Regions from separate parts of the Homo sapiens genome. Here region 1 is linked to region 2. Evidence: read pairs that join two places in POLR2A ChIA-PET (ENCODE). Cell type or tissue: MCF 10A. All regions are shown on one strand. Each heading gives the region's core, and the rest is flanking DNA. Links, peaks and the distances in the headings are about the cores only.

Region 1 (12,192 bases), core at 2,106-10,105, 56 kb before region 2:
TGTGTCCATATGTTCTCATCATTTGGCTCCCACTTATAAGTGATAGCATGAGGTATTTGGTTTTTTGTTCCTGAGGTAGTTTCCTAAAAATAATGGCTTCCAGCTCCATCCATGTTCCTGCAAAGAACATGATCTTGTTCTTCATGGCTGCATAGTATTCCATGATGTATATATACCACATTTTCTAAGTTCCAAGACACATGTGCAAGATGTGCAAGTTTGTTACATAGGTAACCATGTGCCATAGTGGTTTGCTGCACCCATCGGCCCATCACCTAAACATTAAGCCCAGCATGCATTAGCAATTTATCCTGATGCTCTCCCTTGCCCTGCTACCCCCTGCCCATGACAGGTCCCAGTGTGTGTTGCTCCCCACTCTATGTTCATGTGTTCTCATTGTTCAGCTCCACTTATGAATGAGAACATGCAGTGTCTGGCTTTCTGTTCCTGCATAAGTTAGCTGAGGATAATGGCTTCCAGGTCCATCCGTGTCCCTGCAAAGGACATATTTTTCTTTCCAGTTATGGAGTTATGGCTCTGTCTATACAGAGCCATACCTTATACCTTATGTTAAGCCTGCCTTAACATACATAAAAGTTGTTTCTCTCAGATCTCACTTCCCAACCTGTGTTTCCTATAAGGTACTCTCAGACTGATCACTTCTCTACCCAGCCCGGAGAGTCCTCTTGCTTTTTGTTCATGGTTATTGTCCCAGGCTACCATTAGCGCTGTGTTTTTGCCCCATGGAAATGGCAGGAGATGGAGTTGTTCCAGAATTTCTACACAGATAGCATTTAGGAGCAATAATCTGTCAAATGAGGTGAAGTGGGAAGTGGAGGCTAGGAGATAGATTAAAACTTCATTTATTGAGTGAGCATTTTGTTAATGAACAGTTTTTTTTTGTTTGTTTCCTTTTTTTTTCTTTTTTTTTTGCGTGTGTGGTGGTTTATTGTGGCTTTGGGAGTAGTGGCTAGCAGACATCACCATTTTAGTGCTGCTAGTAGGGACGAGATAGTCCGCCAGTCAGTTTCCACCTACAGGAGGAGGAAATGAAGGAAAAATTGTTCTTCTAGGCCTAAACCCAGGGTGAAATAGCTACTACAGAAGCTAATATTTGATTGCTAATATTGTCTATCAATTTCTGTAGGACTCTGGTATATTTTGCTTAAAGAATCTATTTTTTTTCTTTATAGCAACAGCTCCATATGTTGATGTGAACTGTGACTCCAGGAGAACGGTGGAAAAGTGTCTTGATCCAGGAAGGAAGGGGTATAGAGAAAATATGAGTCTCACCACACTAGAAGCAACATATGCAAAATCCATCAAACACACCATAAAATCAATGTGGGAGTAACAACACCTTGGCCTACTGCTCCCTGAAAAGTTTTTCTCTCGTCAAGTGATGACAGGCGTACATTTGTAAATAAATTACCAAGTTGCTTTTGATTTGATGGAGAAGGAAGAAAAGGATTGTCTCCTGGAAGTATTTTTATTGTCTTAATAGGTAGGATAATATCTCTGTTCAGCAAACTGAGATCTTTTGAGAATCTTAACAAATGTATACCCCTCCCTCTCACCTTTTCCTCTCTGGTGTATTTCATAGGCAGCTTTGCTAACTGACTGCACTACTACAAATAGATTCTGTCACTTTAGAAATAGGATTTTTCCTTTTATAGGCAGATTGATGGACTAAGTGTCAAGGTTTTAGAACAGTAGCATGACTGGGGCAGACACTATAAACCATAAATCCAGTATTGACAAATGTTCTAGCCAATCCAGATTTTCTATTTGTTAAATTGCCTTTATGAAGTCATACTTGTGCAGCACAGAATATGGAAAATAATTGACAAGTTCTGAGAAGCCAGTTACTGAGCTCATAGTTTAATAAAGAAAATGTTAATGAACACTTGAGTATTATAAATTGTTATAAGAAGATTCTCTCTTCATTGTTTGCCAAAGTATGCTAATAATTCTTGACTGACTAATAAGCAGAGGTCATTCTAGATCTACAGATTTTGAAAGTTGGAACTTTTTATTTGTACCTTTTGTTTCACTTGTCAAAGTGAGCTAGTAACATAGAATAAACTATAAAAAATATGTAACAGAATCATAGCTTGAAAAACATCTTCTTAGAATTCAAATTTAATATAAATATTTTAAGAAAATTATATTTATGCCATTGTAAAAACATTACTTGGGGACTCCCTAAAAAAAGGTAATAAGGTATCTCTCAAAAAAGCATCAGAATCAAAGAATATCCAGCAGCCAACAATTCTCATTTTATAACCCTAATTCCAATATTTGCACTAGAACATCGGTTGTCCTTATCCACGCTTCTGCACAGCAAAAGAAACTACCATCAGGGTGAACAGGCAACCTACAGAATGGAAGAAAATTTTTGCCATCTACTCATCTGACAAAGGGCTAATATCCAGAATCTACAAAGAACTCAAACAAATTTACAAGAAAAAAACAAACAACCCCATCAAAAAGTGGGTGAAGGATATGAACAGACACTTCTCAAAAGAAGACATTTATGCAGCCAAAAGACACATGAAAAAATGCTCATCATCACTGGCCATCAGAGAAATGCAAATCAAAACCACAATGAGATACCATCTCACACCAGTTAGAATGGCGATCATTAAAAAGTCAGGAAACAACAGGTGCTGGAGAGGATGTGGAGAAATAGGAACACTTTTACACTGTTGGTGGGACTGTAAACTAGTTCAACCATTATGGAAGACAGTGTGGCGATTCCTCAAGGATCTAAAACTAGAAATACCATTTGACGCAGCCATCCCATTACTGGGTATATACCCAAAGGATTATAAATCATGCTGCTATAAAAACACATGCACATGTATGTTTATTGTGGCACTATTCACAATAGCAAAGACTTGGAATCAGCCCAAATGTCCATCAATGATAGACTGGATTCAGAAAATGTAGCACATATACACCATGGAATACTATGCAGCCATAAAAAAGGATGAGTTCATGTCCTTAGTAGGGACATGGATGAAGCTGGAAACCATCATTCTCAGCAAACTATCACAAGGACAAAAAATCAAATACTGCATGTTCTCACTCATAGGTGGGAATTGAACAATGAGAACACTTGGACACAGGATGAGGAACATCACACACCGGCTCCTGTCATGGGGTGGGGAGAGTGGCGAGGGATAGCATTAGGAGATATACCTAATGTAAATGACGAGTTAATGGGTGCAGCACATCAACATAGCACATGTATACATATGTAAGAAACCTGCAGGTGGTGCACATGTACCCTAGAACTTAAAGTATATAATAATAAAAGTAAAACACATTGTTATTTTATGTACCGCTAAAAAACAAAACACTACTAATTATAATTGTAAGAAGCATTTTGATTTCAGAAATATTACAGTAGTATAAAAGGTACATCTCACAATTGATTTGGCAGAAGATTTCAAGGAAAATCTCTAAATCTTTACAGAGCAGTATATTGGAAGCAAGCAGCTAAGGGAATATGATGGAGTTCAGTAGTTGACATTTTCTTGCTATTTCTCATATCAAAGTGAACTCCTATTTTGGAGTTCAGAAAGAGATGTTAATCTGATTTCTGCTTTTCATAGAAAAGAGTAGGTAATGTAAGGCAAACCCAACACATCCTATCTTTACTATGCTGGGATTTTGCTAAATGTTTGAAAAACAAATTCAGATCAAGGAAAAAACCGTCCAGGCATAAATAAACAAGCAATCAACTAGGACCTAATGAAAATAATCATTGAACTACTCATGCTGCAGAGCACAAAAAAATCTCCAATATAGCACTGTCCATTTTAAATATGCTCAGTTTGAACTTTCTTTGAAAATACCACATGTGTTTGGGCAGCTGTCATCTTTTAGAAGTTCATATTCACTTTGTACCCTTCCTGTTCCCATGGGCAGACTAAGCTGAACATGCTTTTAGAAGAGCATTCCCCTTGCACTTCTATAGACATGCACTGACTGATGTCAGAGGCAATGGGGTCTTGGAATAGGGTATCCTATATCTGAAAAAAATCCAAAAGAAAAAAAAAAGAATAGACTTCTTCTGACACTGGGAAGGACATTTTATTAGGAACCTAAACTTTTTTTTATCTAAGAAGAAAGATATAAATCCCAAACAAAGCTTTAAACAAAAAGGAGAAATTCCCTGCTTAGGTTTCTACCACAAAAACAAACTTTGGTTCCAGATTTATTTATGGAAATATACCTTTTCCAAATCCTTTTTCTTGTTTTCACTAAAACAATATGTAACCTCTCCACTGAGACTTAAACTCCATATATCCATCTTTCTACTTATCTCTCCTCGGATGTCTAGTAAGTGTCAATAACTTAATATGGCCAAATCACTGTGTTCTAACTCTGTCCTCTTGTCTTCCCTATTATTTACTGTTACATATGACATTGCCATCCACCCAGATGTCCAAACAAGAAACCTAGGAATATACCTTGATTTCTTATTTAATTTCACCTCCTACATCTACTCCAGCATCAGTACAAAATATACCAAAATCCTTTAGTCCAATTTTCCCATTTATCAGTAATATCCTGAAGAGGCTACTATGATTTCCTGCCTGGTTCTCTAGTTTGTTCTTTCATAGCCCCTAATCCTTTTTCCACACAACCACAAAGAAGTTTCTTTCCCAAATCTCAGCTCCTGTGCCACTTCTTAAATGTAAATCAGGTTGTTACTACCCTAAGTCTTCAAATCATTTCCAATTGCATTTCAATTACTAGTTACTTCACCCTCTACACTTCAGTTTTATCATCTGTAAAATGAGACTAATAATGATACTACTTCATACAATAGCTATGAAGATAAAATGAAGATAGGTAAAACTATCAGAATAGTGCTTGGCACATAGGCAATGCCACGCAGAGCAGAGTTGCTGTTGTTTACAACTCAAATGTAAACCCCTTACCAGGTCTGACCCTCTCCCTCCTCTTCCACTACGTCTCTTACCACTATTCCATTCCTCCAATGATCTGGTCTCCTTCGTCTTTCTCAAGCACATTTGGCTCATTTCCTTCTTGAGGCCTTGAACCTTCTGTCCTTCCTGTAATCATTAGCACCCAACCCTCTTTTTGGCTTGTTGCTTTTTATTTTCCAAGTCTCAGATCCTCTGACATTTCTTAATGAGACTTTCCCTGACCACCCAAAGTAAAATTAGCACATCACCCTGCTTTATTTCCTTCATAGCACTTTTAATTTCTAAATTTATTCATCATCTTCATCTCCATGTCACTAGATGAAATCAGGGCATGTTGTTGTTACTAGCCTTCTGACTTTGGGCAAGTGTTTAACCACTGTGGGTCACAGTTCCTCCATATGTAAACTGGGTAAATTTATACCTTCATTATAGAATTATGAGACTTAAAGTAGTTAATCCATATAAAGTATCTAGGACTGTCTCACAAATAAGTGCTTATCATATAATGACTTCTTTAAAACAAAAAAATAAATGAAATGTGTTATATAAAGATATTTCATATCTGATGTGAGAGCTCATTAAAAGTGGAGATTGATGGGACATTAGCCTGATACTCAGAGAAAGATGCTGTGAGAGTACCTTTCAAGTGTCAAGGAAGAAGTAGGTCCAACCTGTCGGAAACCTGAGATTTTCTGAGTCTCCATTGTGGATTATGATTTTTATCCACTAAAAGACATGAAACTTTGGTCTCAGAAGAGAAGTTGTAAGGCCTCCCTACTGTTTTCCTTTCTTGAAGTCTGGAACTGTTGGTCCAGCTGGACTGGACAGCTAGAGAAAGGTAGTAAGGCCTCTGGTTAATGTCAGTGCCTTTGGTGTGCAAACTCCCAAGATGAGCTCCCAACTTCCCCTAATACTGTTTTATACGCCTAGAGATGCCCCACAACAGTTTTGTTTTATTTTACTTAGTAAACTATGTCCTCCTCACACACTTGGACTAGCCTAAATATATGTAAGTTGGTTCAGAGGTGAAGTTTCCCCCCACTGAAGAGCTCCTTGTAGCACATCCAACCTGCTACAGGCAACATTCTTGATTGAACAACTCCCTGGACCCAGAGTATATCATACTTTCTGCTAATTCTCTGCTTTTAAGTTATCATCAATAAATCTTATTATGGCTAATACACCATGTCATTAGTGGTGTGGGCTACCATGTACCTTGAACAAAGCTCAAAAAATATCTACCACTTTTTCTACTCAAAGCTTTTTATGCAACTAGTAAAATCACCAATCCATTTATGCCTGAGATACAGCTAATATCACAGAAAATAAATTGCAGTTTGGAGAGGTTGTCTATTCTAGTATCAGCCTGAGATATTTTCCTGACATCTCATTTTAATTATAGAAGACATAATTAATAAAATTGCATCCTGGTTACCCTCAAATCTGTCCATGGTCCAGTTTTACCCTTTGACTTGTGTCCAAATGACACCAATTTTGTTAAGGCGCAGCTCTGGATTCAGAGGTAAACACATTCATCTTCTCATTAGGTCTGATGAAATCTATCTGCAGGAAGGTTATGTGCCAAGACACTGATATTTGCCAAGAGGATGCACTGCTATAAACTTCATCTCTGAAAGTCTTCCAGTTGGAAAAAAGTTAGAAGGCTTCCTCCAGAGAAAATGAACTAAGAGGAAAGATTTGAGTCTTTTGGTTTAGGAATTTTACCTAGAGTTAGTTCCTCTTGAGGGAAATTCAGTGTATCTGTTCTTAGCAGTTCTACAAAGACTTGAGATCTTTCAAGACAAACATTATGGTCTTATATAAATTCAAGTAAACTTTCTTTGGGAATATAGCCAAGGGAAGTAAATTTGCAAAGAAGTTATAAGAGTTCACTAGAACTTGACTCTTAAAAGAATAAAATATGCATATTTACTCTTGCTTAACATCAGATGAAATCTAACTAGGAATATAAAAGATATGTAAAATAAAATACAGAAAAAAACTGGAAATTATCTTCAACTTTTATGAACACATGAAGGTAATCATATCACACAAGATGGGCCCAGAAATATAGAGAACTATTTATTATAACAAGATCTACACCCTCCAAGCAGGATCTAGAGAAAGGTCCCAAATCAATAGTCACCCAACAGGTTACTCCCAAGACGAACATTCTAATGAGTGATTCCTAGAAGTGTCAACACTGACAATTGCTAAGTTCGGGCAATGGCAGTCTTTTCTGAGTTAGCAGGAACCTGTCACTGCACCCTGGTTTTACATTAGGCTAATAATAATTACTACTTTTTCATATATCTTCTTATGTGCTATCTGACTTACACAGACTCATATTAGAAGCCCATGAGCCAATTATTTATATTTCCATTTGGCAAGGTAATAAAATGTATTTATTCTCAGAAATAACTTACCAAAGGCATCTGCATTAATTACATTTTTCATGTTAACTACAGCACAAATTCAGTGTGTAATTAGCAAGGCACAAACAACAGAGATTAAAAATGGCAAAAAATTGCGACAAAAATATGTTACAGGGGAAAGATGGAGTTGAACATACTTTTCCCTATTTCTATGGCTAAGTAGAACTAAAAGCCCTGGTCATTATATTACTATATGAAACAAACATGAGAAGACTCTGAAAGGTGGATAGGAGTAGGTAGAACGGCTAGGGACCTCAGGACCTTGGAATTGACATAGAGGTGAGTTCTGTGGTTTGTTTTGTTTGTTTTGGTTTTTTTGCCTCATATATCCTAGATTTGGAGCTGGAGGAGCCATTAAACCCGAAAACCTAACAAGCATAGACAAACAAAATCCTGCCCTCTTTAACCAAATAATGAGGGAAAGGGCAGCCTAGTAAAATAGTGAACCTCAGACAATAGCCACCCTACTCCAGCCGAGTACAACAGAAAAACCTGTGGCCCCCACACCCATACATTCCAGCTGAGGCTGAATACAGTGCCTAGACTTCCACTAAGGGCGGGTTGTAACGAGGCATCACAGTACCCTGCTGGGGGTAGTGTCAGAGAATGCTGAGGAAGAAGTTGGGACTTTGATTCCTACTGTGAGGTAATGAACCCATTCCCAACGATGTCAATGGAGACCATGTGTAGATCCTGGACTTACACCCCTATCTGGCAGTAATGAAGGCTTCCCCCCCACCCCAACACACACAACTCTAAGGTGTCAACAGAGGCTGAGTGGGAAGTCTGGACTTTTACCCTCACCTGACAAGAATGAGGTGGGGCACCCCCATTCCCTGCTAGAGTGATGTCAGAGTTAAATTTAAGATAAGCCAGTTAAAATGAAACGTTTAAATGAGGTCTAGAACTTATAACATAAAATGGAATTGTCTGGCCTTTAACCCCAAATCACATATCATACCAAGAATCAGGAAGGTCTCAAACTTAACAATAAAAGATAGATGCCAACACTGAGATGGCAAGATGTTACAATCATCCAACAAAGATTTTAAGGCAGCCATAATTTTTTAAAAATGCTTCAGTAAATGATTACCAATATACTTGGAACAAAGGAAAAAATAGCAAGCCTCAGCAAAGAAACAGAAAGTATCAGCCAAAAAGAACCAACAGAAATTTTAAAATTGGAAAGTAAGTAACTGAAATAAAAAAACTTAGTGGAAGAGTTCAACACAGAATGGAAAGGACGAAAGAGCCAGTGAACTGCAAAATAGAACAATAAAAATTACCCAGTCCAAACCATGTAGAGGAAATTGACTGGGAACAAAAATGAGTTTCAGGGGACTGTGGGTCTTAAAAGATCTAGCAGTCAAAAGGATAAAAAGGTGGGGTTAAAAAAACCAAAAGAAATAATGCTTGAAAACTTTTCAAATTTAGCAAGAGACAAATCTACAGATCAGTAAACTGCATAAATCCTAAATAGGCTAAATTCAAAGAAATCTAAGCCAAGATACACCATAATTAAACTTTGGAAAATTAGACAATAAAAAATAGTTTCATTTTTGAAAGCAGCCAGAGAAAAATAAAACCTTACCTATGGGGAAAAACTATTTGAATAATAGTGGATTTCTCATAGAAACCATAGAGGTCAGAAGTGGTACAATAGTTCTCAAGTGCTGATATTAAAAATAAAACAAACTGTCAACTGATTATTTTATCCAGCAAAAATATTCTTTAGGAATAAAGGGGAAATTAACATTTTCAGATGAAGGAAAACTAAGCAAACATATTGCCAGCATACCTACCCTAAAATAATGGCTAAAAAAATTGTAAACAGAAAAAAGTGGTGATAGAAGGAACTTTGGGATATCAGAAAGAACACAGTAGGCAAAAACATAAATACGATAAACTTTCCTTCTCCACTTGAGTTTTCTAAATTATATTTACTATTGAAGCAGAAAGTATAATACTATCTGATGTAGTTTTAAATACATGTAAATAAGATATTTAAAACAATTATATCATAAATAGGAGAGGATAAGGTGACATCAAAGAAGGTAAACTCTATACTTCACACAAACTGGGAACATGACATCACCAGTAGACTCATGATAAGTATATATAACAACTAGTAATTACTTAAAAAAAACTATACAAAGGAAAACATTAAGAGGTACTATTAACGATCGCCATTCTAACTGGCATGAGATGGTATCTCATTGTGGTTTTAATTTGCATTTCTCTAATGACCAGTGATGATGAGCTTTTTTTCATGTTTGTTGGTGACATAAATGTCTTCTTTTGAGAAGTGTCTGTTGATATCCTTTGCCCACTTTCTGATGCCGTTGTTTGTTTTTCCTTGTAAATCTGTTTAAGTCAGTAAACAACAGATGCTGGAGAGGATGTGGAGAAATAGGAACACTTTTACACTGTTGGTGGGAGTGTAAATTAGTTCAACCATTGTGGAAGACAGTATGGCAATTCCTCAAGGATCTAGAACTAGAAATACCATTTGACCCAGCAATCCCATTACTGGGTATATACCCAAAGGATTATAAATCGTTCTACTATAAAGACACATGTACAAGTATGTTTATTGTGGCACTGCTCACAATAGCAAAGACTTGGAACCAACTCAAATGCCCATCAATGATAAACTGGATAAAGAAAATGTGACACATATACACCATGGAATACTATGCAGCCATAAAAAAGGATAAGTTCATGTCCTTTGCAGGGGCATGGATGACACTGGAAACCATCATTCTCAGCAAACTAAAGCAAGAACAGAAAACCAAACACCACATGTTCTCACTCATAAGTGGTAGTTGAACAATGAGAACGCATGGACACAGAGAGGGGAAGATCATACACCAGGGCCTGTCGTGGGTTGGGGGGCTAGGGGAGGGATAGCATTAGGAGAAATACATAATGTAGATGATGAGTTGATGGGTGGAGCAAATCACCATGGCACGTGTATACCTATGCAACAAACATGCACATTCTGCACATGTACCCCAGATCTTAAAGTATAATAAAAAAAAGAGGTACTATAAATACATAAAATGGAATTCTAAAAAATATTCTCTAACACACAGAAATGCTGGAGAAAGTAAATAGAGAAACAAAAAGACAAACACAAAACAAAAATTAAATGGCAACATAAACCCTAACATATTAATAATTACATTAAATGTAAATAGTTTAAATACCCAAATTAAAAACAGAGATTGACAAAGTGGATTAAAAAACACGACACAACTTTCCACTGTCTGCAGAAACCTCACTTTATATATATAGGCAGAGTAAAAGTAAAAGGACCAAAAAAAGTTGTATCATGCAAACATCAATCAACATAAAGCAGGAGTGCATATTTATATTAAATGACATAGACCTAAGAGAAAAACAAAAAGCCAGAGACAAAAGGGGCATTACATAATGATAAAAGGGTCAATTCACACACACACAATACAGTAATTCTAAATGTGTATAAGTCAAACAACAAAGTTACAAAATCTACAAAGCAAAACTGATAGAACTGAAAGGAGAAACATCAAAAATTCACGGTTATAGTTGGGACTCTACATACTTCTCTCAACAATTTATGGAACGAATAGACATAAAATCTTCAAAAGTATGAAGGAATTCAACACCACCAACAACAAATAGGATCTAATCAGTGTTTACAGAATGCTCCACAAAGCAACACAATATACATTCTTTTCAAGTGCCCACAGAACATACGCCAAGATAGGCTGTATCCTGGGTCATGAAGCAAGCCTAAAGTAAATAAAAGAATTGGAATAATGCGGAGTGTGTTCTTTCACCTGAATGGAATCAAATTAGACATGAATAATAAAATGATAACAGAAAAATCTACAAGCACTTGGAAAGTAAACAAGTAACACAGACCCATCTTAAATTAACTTATAGGTCAGAAAAAAAACTCAGATAAATTTTTAAAAACTACATTGAAATAATGAAAATTAAAACAGATGTCAAAATTTTGGGGATACAGCTAAAGCAGTACTGAAAAGAAAATTTATAGCACTACATACATACATTAGAAAAGAACAAAAGCCTAAAATCCATAAGCTAACATCTCACCTTAAGAACAAATAAGAGCAAAATAAACCCAAAGGAAGCAACATAAATGAAATAACAAAAATAAGAGCATATATAAATGAAAAAGAAAACTAATAGAGGAAACTAATGAAACAAAGAGCTGGTTCTTTGAAAAGATCAATGAAATTGACAAACATCTTAAAGATGACAAAGAATAAGACTAGAAGGAGCAAATTACTAACATCAGGTATAAAACAATATCAGTATAAACCTTTCAGACATCAAAAGGTAATAAAAAATGCTGTGAACAAATCTATATACACAAATTAAACAACTTAGATAAAATACATTAGTTTCTCAATATTGGTCATAAACTATGACCATATAATAACTACAAAAATTGACTCAATATCAAATATATAATTTGAGTATCCCTATAATCATTAAGGAAATTAAATTCACAATTTTAAAATTTCCATGAAAGAAATCTCTAGGCCCAGATGTTCAGAGAATTCTACCAAATGTTTAAAGAAAAATTAACACCAATTCTACGTAATATCTTTCAGAAAGTAGAGTAAGAGGAAACACTTTCCAATCCATTTTATGAAACTGTTATTACCCTGATACCAAAAAAAAGACACAGAAAGAAAATATCAAAAGAGAAAACCAAAGACCAATATTCTTCATGAATATATATGCAAAAATCATCAATAAAATATTAGCATATGAAA
Region 2 (12,192 bases), core at 2,525-10,524:
GGAGACAGAGGTTGTGGTGAGCTGAGATCGCACCATGGCACTCCAGCCTGAGCAACAAGAGCGAAACTCCGTCTCAAAAAAAAAAAAAAAAAAAGATAACCTAGGCCCAGAGTTGCTCAAAGATCATAATCTATAATAGTAGACACAAGTCAAGGACAAAAATTATAATTGCTATATTATCAGAATAGTATAATTCTCAATTTAATTCTAAAGAAGACTTGTAATAATTTAGAGAAGGGACCATTCAATAGAACAGGACAGCAGATCTAAATCCCAAAGCCACCTTCATGGAGACAATATTTGAAAAAGAAAAAAATTAGCTGATGAGCAGGAGATAAGAGGCCTAAAAAAAGATCCACAGAAGTGGCCAGGCATGGTGGCTCATGCCTGTAATCCCAGCACTTTGGGAGGCCGAGGTGGGTGGATCACGAGGTCAGGGGTTCGAGACCAGCCCAGCCAACATGGTGAAACCCCATCTCTATTAAGATACAAAAACTTAGCTGGGCATGGTAGCATGTGCCTGTAATCCCAAGCTACTCAGGAGGTTGAGGCAGGAGAATCACTTGAACCCGGGAAGTGGAGGTTGCAGTGAGCCAAGATCACACCATTGCACTCCAGCCTCGGCGACAGGGTGAGGCTCCATCTCAAAGAAAAAAAAAAATCCACAGAAGCAAGAGTGCACATTTGTCTTGATTAGTGTGGCAGTCATTAGGGCTATTGATTGAACATATTCAGTGACCTTTCTTAGGGTATACAATAGGATTGCACTTCCTTGTCCCTTAGAAGTTGGGCTTTACCATATAACTTAGTTTGATAAGTGAAATCAGCACAGAAGCGATACGAATCTTTTCTGGGTGGAAGTTTTAAGCACCATGTTGTGAATAACCACATTCTCTTGCCCCTGCTGAAGAAATGTGAGAAGTATGAGTTGAGGTGCGTCCTCTGTGTGTCAGACTGTGCCCATGAGTGACCACGAGAAATAGAAGCTCCAGTTAATCTTTGATGGGCAACAACTTCTGTGGTTATAAACTCCCTTAAAAAATCTTTTTGGAAGGCACAAGATGAAAAAAGCCACTGAAGAAAGAGTAACATTATTTATAGAAATATAGAAAAATAAATATCATGAAAAGCATGAAGGGAGGGTTTAAAAAAAAAAAGCTTCAAACATACCCAAGCTGCTGATGGATAGGGATGAGGAAGAGGAGGTAGAGAAGGATGAAAACTAAAACAAACAAGAAAGTTGTGTCTGAGAGGCCATCTATTATCCATGAAAGAGGGGATTCTGTGGTGGGGGAACCACAGTGTCAGGGCATAGCAAGTCAGTAAAGAGGAGTTAGACATGCAAGACCAGAACATGGAGACTATTATATTGAGGAGTTTGTGAAAAAAGGGATGCAATAGAAATAGTTTGGGAATAAAGGAAGAATTTTTGTTTTGTTTATAAAATAAAGAAAAACTTAAGTATGTTTAAAGTAGAAGAGAAACTGTCAATAAAGAGGGAAAGATAAAAGGTGCAAAATAAGAAGGAAAGACAGAAATATCCCAGAGAGTTGAAAGGAGATAAGGTCAGGGAACAGGTTGCAGCATTCACCTCAGATGATAGAGAAATGGAAGTATAATGGAGAGGAAACACTTTTAAGGAAGGTCAACTTGGATGACCTTGTCTTCTCATTAAAGTAGAAGGTCAGATTGTTCAAAAAAAGGAAGGAGGAAATGGGGCTCAAATGAGAAGGTTTGGAGGATCTGTTTCAGGGAGTGTGATGTAGAGCCTGCCGCTAGGGGAAAGATGGTGTAAATGTGTGGTAAGTCCACTGAGTACTGATTCTGTAATTGTACCTCGTACTGATGATACAGTACATTATAGTAAATAATTATTTGCTCAATGTCCTATTCAGTCCCAGTGACTGACCTGGTTTAAATATAAACTGATGTATCATTGAAAATTCATTCATAACTCCAAGTCAAGTCATTCCTTAGGTAACTTGTCACTCTCTAGTAAGGATTCTGGGACTCTAGATATCTAGTTAACAATTTACATTTGTATTACATTTGATAAATTTAATTGTCAGGAAGCTGCTGTAAATTATACAGTATTTAATAGTTGAATAAAGGGAGGATCCCTGACTTGATTAAGGCTTCATAGGTAATAAATTACACAGCCAAGAATAAAACTCAGTCTTTATTTGCCAAGTCCAGAATAAGAAATTGTATTTCTTAGAAATAAGCACAAGAACTGATGGTGACTGTAAACCCACTTATTTAAAATATTAAAGAGGGAATTATGGATGACTATTTTAGTAAATTATATAATTGTATTAGCCCATTCTCACACTGCTAAAAAGAAATGCCCAAGACTGAGTAATTTATAAAGAAAAGAAGTTTAATTGACTCACAGTTCCACATAGCTGGGGAGGCCTCAGGAAACTTACAATCACGGCAGAAGGAAAAGAAGCACATCTTACATGGTGGCAAGTGAGAGAGATCAGGGAAAACTGCCTTATAAAACCATCAGATCTCATGAGAACTCACTCACCATCATGAGAACAGCATGGGGGAAATCGCCCCATGATGCAATCGCCTCCCACAAGGTCCCTTCCTCTACACTTGGGGATTATGGGAATTACAATTTGAGATGAGATATTGGTGGGGACACAGAGACAAACCATATCATTTGGCCACCAGTCCCTCCCAAATAGGTTTCACATTTCAAAACCAATCATGCCTTCTAAACAGTCCCTCAAAATCTTAACTCTTATTTCAGCATTAACTCAAAAGTCCACAATCCAAAGTCTCATCTGAGACAAGGCAAATCACTTCTGCCTATGAGTCTGTATAGTCAAAAGCAAGTTACTTCCTTCCTAGATATAATGGGGGTACAAGCATTGGACAAATGCTCCCATTCCAAATGGAAGAAATTGGCCAAAATGAAGGTGCTACAGGCCCATGCAAGTCCAAAATCTAACAGGACAGTCACTAAATCTTAAAGCTCCAAAATGATCTCCTTTGAATCCATGTCTCCCATCCAGGTCACCCCAATGCAAGAAGTAGGCTCCAACGGCCTTGGGCAGCTCTTCCTCTGTGGCTTTGCAGGGTACAGCCCCTCACCCTGGCTGCTTTAATGGCTGGCATTGAGTGTCTGCAGCCTGGGTGCATGGTGCAAGCTGTTGGTGGATCTACCATTCTGAGGTCTAGAAGACAGTGGCCCTCTTCTCTCAGCTCCACTAGGCAGTGCCCCAGTGGGGACTCTGTGTGGGGGCTCTGACCCCATACTTCCCTTCCACACTTCCTTAGCAGAGGTTCTCCATGAGGGCTCCACCCCTGCAGCAGACTTCTGCCTGGAAATCCAGGCATTTTCATACATCCTCTGATGTTGAGGTGGAGGTTCTCAAACCTCACTTCTTGACTTCTGTGCACCCACAGGATCAACACCATGTGAAGCTGCCAAGGCTTGGGCCTTGCACCCTTGGAAGCAACAGCCTGATCTGTGCATTGGCCCCTTTTAACCACATCTGGGATGCAGGGCACCCAGTCCTGAAGCTGCACAGAGAAGCAGTGGGGCCCTGGGCCCAGCCCATGAAACCACTTTTTCCTTCTAGGCCTCAGGGCCTGTGATAGGAGGGGCTGCCATGAAGGTCTCTGACATGCCCTGAAGACATTTTCCTTATCTTCTTGGCTATTAACATTCGACTCCTCATTACTCATGCAAATTTCTACAGCTGGCTTGAATTCCTCCCGAGAAAATGGGTTTTTCTTTTCTACCACATGGCTTGGCTGCACATTTTCCATACTTTTATGCTCTGCTTCTCTTTTGAACATAAGTTCCAATTTCAAACCATCTCTTTGTAAACTCCTAAGACTGAATGCTTTCAAAATCAACCAGGTCACCTCTTGCATGTTTTGCTCCTTAAAAATTTCTTGCAAAAGATTCCCTAAATCATCTCTCTCAAGTTGAAAGTTCCACAGATCTCTAGGGCAGGGGCAAAATGCTGCCAGTCTCTTTGCTAAAGCATAGCAAGAGTGACCTTTGTTCCAGTTCGCAAGAAGTTCCTCATCTCCATCTGAGACCACCTCAGCCTGGACTTTATTGTCCACATTGTTATCAGTATTTTGGTCAAAACCATCGAACAAGTCTCTAGGAAATTCCAAACTTTCCCACATCTTTCTGTCTTCTGAACCCTCCAAACTGTTCCAACCTCTGCCTGTTACCTAGTTCCAAAGTCGCTTTCACATTTTCAATTATCTCTATAACAGTAACCCACTACCTCGGTACCAATTAACTGTATTAGTCTGTTCTCACACTGCTATAAAGAACTGCCCAAGACAGGGTAATTTATAGAGAAAAGATGTTTAATTGACTCAGTTCCTCATGGCTGTGGAGGACTCAGGAAACACAATCATGGCAGAAGGAGAAGAAGCAGATCTTACATGGCAGCAGGCAAGAGAGAGCAAGGAAGAGCAGGGAAAAGTGCCTTAAAAAATCATCAGATGGCCAGGCGCAGTGGCTCATGCCTGTAATCCCAACACTTTGGGAGGCCAACGTGGGTGGATAACCTTAGGTCAGCAGTTTTAGACCAGCCTGGCTAACATGGCAAAACCCCATCTCTACTAAAAATACAGAAAGTAGCTGGATGTGGTGGCATGCGCCTGTAATCCCAGCCACTCAGGAGGCTGAGGCAGGAGAATCACTTGAAACCGGTAGACAAAGGTGCAGGGAGCTGAGATCACGCCACTGCCCTCCAGCCTGGGCAACAAGAGTGAAACTCCATCTCAAAAAAAAAAAAAAAAAAATACCATCAGATCTCCTGAGAACTGACTCACTAATCACAAGAACAGCATGGGGAAAATTGCCACCATGATCCAATCACCTCCCACCTCCCATGAGGTCCCTCTTTCAACACACTGGGGTTGAAAGATCTTATGGGGATTACCATTTGAGATGCGATATGGGTGGGGACACAGAGCCAAACCATATCAATAATGATTCAGGGTGAAAAATCCTTCTACGCTGAAGGCATGAATCTAGGCCTCAGAACCACCTATATCTCTTGGACCACTGTGGGGGAGACCTATAACCCTTAAACTAAAATAGAAATAAATGACTTTTACAGTGGAACCATAGTGGGATGGCACTGGGGAAATGTTTTGAGCTTTCTAACCCCTTTTCAGTTCTTGGCTGATGAATGCTGATTAAAAAAAAAAAAAAAAAAGTCCAGGCTGGGCACGGTGGCTGATGCTTGTAATCCCAGCACTTCGGGAGGCCGAGGCGTGTGGATCACAAGGTTAGGAGTTAGAGACCATCCTGACTAACATGGTGAATCCCTGTCTCTACTAAAAATACAAAAAAACAAAAAAATTAGCCAGGCGTGGTGGCGGGCGCCTGCAGTCCCAGCTACTCGGGAGGCTGAGGCAGGAGAATGGTGTGAACCCGGGAGGCAGAGCTTGCAGTAAGCCGAGATCGCGCCACTGCACTTTCAGCCTGGGTGACAGAGCAAGACTTTCTTATCAAAAAAAAAAAAAAAAAAAAAAAAAAAAAAATCCAACAAAGAAAAAAAAAGAAGAAATACAACATAACACCCAATGGAAATAAAAATTCCACCTTTCTCACCCAAACCTCCTCTATTCTGATATTTTAATTCCATTAAGATTATGAAGAAAAATGAAATCTCTCAGAGCCTAATGCAAAATTGTGCTCCAGACTTACTTGTTTATCCCTTTGTAGCAATATCAGACGCTGCTCAAAAGAGGCAAGCAAAATAGCATTTTGTAGTTTATGAAGAAAATTATTCTCTAATTTTTTTCAGAATTCAAATGAAAGCTGTGGTTTGAAGCCAGTGAAACAGAATTACATGTGAAGTTTAGAAGGGATTAATTTCATAAATTTCTTAAGTTGTTGACGGAACCATCTGGCAGTTTGAGAGATAACCATTAAAGTCTATACAAAAAAAATGCCTTTTTGTAAGATTATAATGACTGAATATTATAACAGCAGGAGAATAAAAACTAATGCATATTTTATCATTGAAAACAAATGCTCTGGACTTTAAAAGGCATGTGGGATTTCTGCTCACTTCTAAAGGAAAGCAACTAATGAGTGATGCACATCTACAACAGCCTCAGAGGTACCGCTTCATTTGATCCTCATGGAGGGCTGCAAAGAAATTATCACCTGCACTTTTCTGAGGAGGAAATTATAACCCAGAGAAGTTAGGTGATATTCAATGTACTACAAAGTGTAAGCCATATGCATAAAATTTGAACTAAGATTAGTATTGCTAAAACACTACATGCTGGTAAATCATACTACCTTTTGAAAAAATTAATACTATGTATCAGATAGTTGTAGATGAGGACCAGAGATTTTATTGTAATTACCTATGAAGATGTTTCTGGCCAGTCTGGCAGTCAGTGATTTACCAAATGTTTTCACAAAAGTTCTCCTGTTAGTTTGTCAGTACATCCTGACTAAGCTTCATTATCATTACTATTTTAAGGAAGAGAATATATTCCAGTTCAAGGTAATTTGACCCACAGACAAAAACAATGCTTCTTAAACTTGGATACATGTCAGAACCTTCTAAGATTCCAACAAAACGTACAGATACTTGGGCCAAAAAGATGGCTCTCTGAGAAAGGTCCATGTATGCTTATGTGTAGTTTTGTAAAATATCCAGGAGCCTCTTAAAATTGAGATCTACTAAAATAGGGTTGTCTCAATGTAGAAAAATGCTCAAGCAGCCTAGTCAAGCTGGAATGCCTGGAATTGAATTCCAGCTTCAGCATATGTGGAATGTGCAACCTTAGGCAAATTAATCTTTTCTGAATCAGTTTTCTCACCTGAGAAATGGGGGTAATTAATAATGCCTATGTCACAAGTTCTTACGAGGACAAATGAAAGTGTATGTACTGAGAAGGATATCTGGCACATCCTAAGTGCCTAATGATAGCAATTGTTAATCCAATACATTATTTAAGGAGGCACAGCTGGAGGGCTTCATAATCCTTTCTGTGAATCAGGTAGCCACTGCAAGCTATCTGTTCCTCTTTCAAAACAAGGCCACTTCCCATAGACATCCATTATGTCTCAATAGATGCATGAAATGTCAGGCAGGAATCAGGTTTTTAATTACATTAATGATGCACAGAGGGACAAATTTTTATCTGCTACTGTGGATGACCCCAGCTGTCTTTTCCTGTGCAGCCCCTTTATACCTTCATCTCGGATTTTCACAGCGCCTGCTCTAATACCTCAGCCAATTTTTTCCACGGCTCATTCACAGCACAGCTCTAGCAAGTAATGTCAATATTTTCTTTACACAGCTTTCAAGAGTGATTTAAAATGCCAATGCAGCATATTACTCATATCCTAGGCATTTCTCTAACACAGCTCCTATGAGCTATACAAATGGTGCACTTGGAGCCAATCTTACATAGCCTTGTCCTGGTTACTGGAGATTGCACAGGTTCAGCAATTTGACAAGGGTCACACAGCCAGTAAGCCACAGAGCTGGGACTCCTAAACCCATACACTATACTTTGCCAAGTGCAGCACCAGTCTCCTCAACTGTCCAGAGAACTTCTCTCCAATGTCCTAGAAGCTTTGCCCGTATTCTTCACTTCTCATCCTCACTCCCATCTGTGCTCTCTGCATAGACCTTGCCCATGCTACCACAGTTCCGAAGCCTTAATGTTTGTTACTGAAATACATGCTGGGTTGGAGATTGGTTCTAATAGTCTCTCTAAACTACTTCCTTTCCATCTTTCCGAACTTACCACTACTTCACAACCATTCTCACATATCACCCCGATTCCTGACATCTCCAAAGTTCATCCTGATTTCCAAAAATTATTTGTCTCTCCTTTTGCTGCATTATATGCCTGCAACTTCTTCTCCCTAAGTTGACCTTTCATCTGCAATGATTATCTCCTATCATTCAAGACATCTCTCAAAGCCACTAACAACTGAGAGTGGAGACAAAGAATGGGATTTCTGTATTTTTTTGCTGCTGAATCATGAATTTGTTTTGAATTAATAAATAGATGGATAATTCCTTTTGGTTTTCTGTAAGATTTTCCTAATATAAACCAACAAGTAACTTCAGGCTTATTTAAACAACTGATACCTGGGGCACGCCAGTGTCAGTGACTGGCACATGGCATGTTCTACACTGCTCACAGAACATGGCTATAAAATATCACTCTATTTCCTCATAATTTTATTAATCAGTCAGGCATTTGGCAAACACTTATGAAATGCTGTCTGTGTGCCAGGCACTGTTCTTGATGTTAGGGCACTACCCTGAACAGTAGACATGTATTCTGCTCACATGTAATTCCTATTAATAATAAAAAGCTATGGAAGAAATAAAACCAGATATTATGATAGCGCGTGAATAGGAGAGGCTAATTAAAAAGGTAGTCAGGAAGATATATCTCAAAAAGTGGTGTCTGAGCTGAGGTTTGAACTATGAAGAACTACCAAAGCAAAGAGGATTTTTTTTTTTTTTTGGAGTGAGTGGAGTAGGGCGGGAGGAGGTATTTCAAACAAAAGAAAAGCAAGTCAGAGGTAGAAAGAAACTTAAATTTCTTGGAGTAAACAATAGGAGACCAGGATCGGTAGATGATAATGAGCCAGGCTTGCAGCGGTAAAGATGAAGTCAGCCAGGTGAGAAGGAGGCAGACCCTTCAGGGCCTTATAGGCTAGGGTAGCAGGTTTAAACCTATGGAGCTTAAAGTGGCAATGATCTGATTTTTTTTTTAAGGATAATAAGGGTATTAGGGCGCTATGTATGTGGGAAATGGATAGGGTGGAGATGAGAGTAGAAGCACAGAAGAGGCTACTGTAGCAGTTTATGAGCAAGAGGAGGGCCTTAATCCTGAGCAAGCTACATTTTTTTAATACAGTATTCATTAAAAAAAAAACAGAGTTTGGCTTTGCAATAGTAGAGTTGCTATGGCTCCAGTTGTTTTGTCCATTATTTGAATGTAAAGACACTCAGTATAAGAGCTCTCAAAAAGCCTTCATCCTCCTCCATCAATTTTTTAGAATCTTTTCAAGGAGAAAAAACAATTGGATTTATTAACTCAGCCAGCTTACACTCATAATTGGCATCAATTCTGCACAGGGAAGTCAGTGCAACCCCAGAACCCAGGGCTCCTCCCTGTATGCTGTCATCTCATTGGCCTTAATGCACCTGCTTCACTGTTTCCATAAAGCAAGAGTTTCAGCAAGGAAAGGGTCATTATAGCATGTTCTTTGTGCTGGACACTCTATGAGTGACTCTGAGAAATAGAACAACAAGCAAAACCCTTGGGAGTGCTTAGGTTTCCAGTCGTGCCTACTTAATGATAATCAATTTAACTAAGAGATGTTTCTTATTAAAATTTCCTTGAGAAAATTCCCTCTCTCCTGGCAGTAATGACTTATTTCTGAACTGTCATCAACTTGTTAACATTTTAACTAAATGGGAGTAGAAATTTCTAAGGATTATTAGTGTTTTCACCTAGAGTAAACATATCAATTAACGTTCTGGGATAAATAATGAGGATTAATAATATCAGGGCGGAAAGTGATATTCTGTGAAGTTTAGGGTTCTCTTTTGCCTACTTACCATATTAACAGCCAGAGGGTGAGCACAATTCCTATTTTTTCATTCATAGAATTCCAGAACTGGGCAACAAAAAAATGAAGATCTGGCTAGGGTAAGTGTCACATTTGAAACCTGCATTGTTATGTGTAGACAATACAGAGGGTTCTGAGGAAAATGATAAAGAATTGATCCAGCTGGCCGCAGTGGTTCACACCTGTAATCCCAGCACTTTGTGAGGCTGAGGCAGGCAGATCACGAGGTCAGGAGTTTGAGACCAGCCTGGCCAAAATAGTGAAATCCCATCTCTACTAAAAAAAAAAAAAAAAAAAAAAAAAAAATTACAAAAATTAGCTAGGCGTGGTCATGGGCGCCTATAGCTACTCAGGAGGCTGAGGCAGGTGAATCACTTGAACCTGGGAGGTGGAGGTTGCAGTGAGCCAAGACTGAACCACTGCACTCCAGCCTAGGTGGCAGAACAAGACTTTGTCTCAAAAAAAAAAATTAATTAATTAAATTAAATTAAATAAATTGATCCGCAAGTTCAAACCAAAATTTGTACCAAAAAAAAAAAATGCTACCTGCTTAATTCAAATGAAAGTAAATCAGATGTTTGTGAAAGAAACTGAATGGCACAGCAAAATAGACTGAAAAAGTTCCTTCAATATTAATACCAGTTTTAGATTATTTGTTTACCTGCTTAAACGATTCATTTATACATGAAAGAAAAAAAGTGTTTTAAGTAATAAGATAATTGTATATAATTGAGAAGAAATTATTGCAGGATTCCTAATAGGATACAGAGCAGTCTTTATCAAAACTGACAGAAGGTTAATATTAAAAGAACCTCAGAATGTCCTGTGAATATGGCAGATTTTATTGTTATATCCTCATTCATTTTTATGATAAAAGTTCCAACAAAATATACTAGTAGAATTGATTAGGCTTATTACTTGCCACAGAATTTAGGGAAAGTAAGAACTAATTAAAGACAAGAGAATCTCAGAAACATTAACAAATTACTTTTCAAAGATTTAAAAATATTGTCGAATTATGAACATATATTATAAAATTCCACACAATATAGTGAAAATATATGTGATTTGAATAGTAGAAATACTAGGAGAGAAATTTTCAGCATCTTTCATAAGCTGTTCCTTCATTCTTCCATTTTTTAATGAACGCATGAATTAAGGGATTACTATGGGCCAGGCATGGTCCTGGAAACTGAGAACACAAAAGAGAATGAGACAAATCTCCCATCAAGGATCTTTTAATTTAGAGTAGTTGTTCTTAACATATGAACACACACCACATATCACGTGTAATTACTTTCAGAGTAGTTACTCTGAATACCACAACTGGAATTTGAGAAAGCCACCACACTAAGGTTAAATGTGTAACACTCACCTATGGACTAAGATACTCGTTGTATACTGGGTTAGGAAATGACAAACTTGGGGAAGAAAAAGGCAAGATGCCACCATCCCAACCACTCTGCATTCCAATGTTCCATAGAGAACACTGATTCTTGCTGGCTGGTGATGTGTTTTAACTAAACTAGTGGTTCAAACAAACACAACTGGGTCAATTTTGTTTGTCTACTGCACACAAGAAGGAATAAATACTATCAGGCAGAAAGAAACCATCCACCCAGTCAAAGACCCAGAGGGCCCACTGAGCTGCCCAAAATTCTGTCTTCCCTCTGTGTCAGCTTGGTACATAGGCTAATTATCTTTATAAATATCTATAATTTCAAATTCATTCTAGCTGCCCCAAAACTTATCTTACACAATTCTAAATGTTTTAGAGGATTATGAGTCTCATGATAAAATAAGAATATATTTACAAAATGAACTATCTTATGTTTTGAATATGTTTCAGTGTGCTGATTTTTATCTCTGTCTGCAACCTGTTGGCATTTATAGTCTGTACTATACAATTGCTTATATTTTCCATCTTTCTATTTCTTTCTGTTTATTGGTTTGCCTTTATTTTCAGCATAAATAGGAGTTCCTTCATGGTAGAGTTAATTCAGTCTCTTCTTTGTATCTCACATACTTTAGGATAGCACATATAGCATGTGGTAAGAGTTTTAGAAGCAATAGTGATGGATAGTATATAATCCTTTTTCATAGAGTCTGAACTGTGTATGCATGCATATGTATTTATTTAATATGTGTGTGTATTTAACAAATATATATGTATTTAACATTTATTTAATAAACACATATATGTCTGTATGGCACATATTTGTTAAATAAACAAACATAATCTTAGATAGAAAGTGATAAATTTATCACTCATTGTTATTTTCACCATTGCACCATATAGAAAATAAGTTTCTCTACTATCACTGTTTCATAGTTTTTTTAGTCTATACATTCCCTCACATTTTCCAAGTATACAGCTTTCTGAATTTATAGTATAATTAATAATATTTCAATTTTATTTCTGATTGTAAAATATCTCTCTAAACCAATACGCATGCAGTTGGATAAAATAAAAATAAATGATATCCTTAGTCAAATTATTAACTTCAGAAAGAACAGACATTAACAATAGTATTATGTTAAATAATGATGTTTCTGGCTACAACAACATAACA

What was found. ChIA-PET counts read pairs that join two places held together with the same protein. Peaks named below come from ENCODE experiments on the same cell type or tissue, not always from the same donor. Only the 100,000 strongest peaks of a DNase experiment are listed, where the experiment ranks them.
Region 1: POLR2A ChIA-PET joins it to region 2 with 6 read pairs; 2 of 35 experiments call an interaction of 5 or more read pairs at or near these places.

The regions. Positions count from the first base shown.
Region 1 is chr5:118,264,161-118,276,352 of GRCh38, forward strand. It overlaps LINC02147 (long intergenic non-protein coding RNA 2147), which reads left to right. Exons shown (of 3, transcript NR_104997.1): 3 at 1,194-1,902. Among named protein-coding and RNA genes, the nearest start is that of LINC02148, 12 kb to the right of the region's middle. In MCF 10A, for the core only: no CTCF peak of the experiment used is centred there; no DNase peak of the experiment used is centred there.
Region 2 is chr5:118,319,370-118,331,561 of GRCh38, forward strand. No RefSeq gene overlaps it. Among named protein-coding and RNA genes, the nearest start is that of LINC02148, 43 kb to the left of the region's middle. In MCF 10A, for the core only: no CTCF peak of the experiment used is centred there; a DNase peak (open chromatin) is centred at 7,392.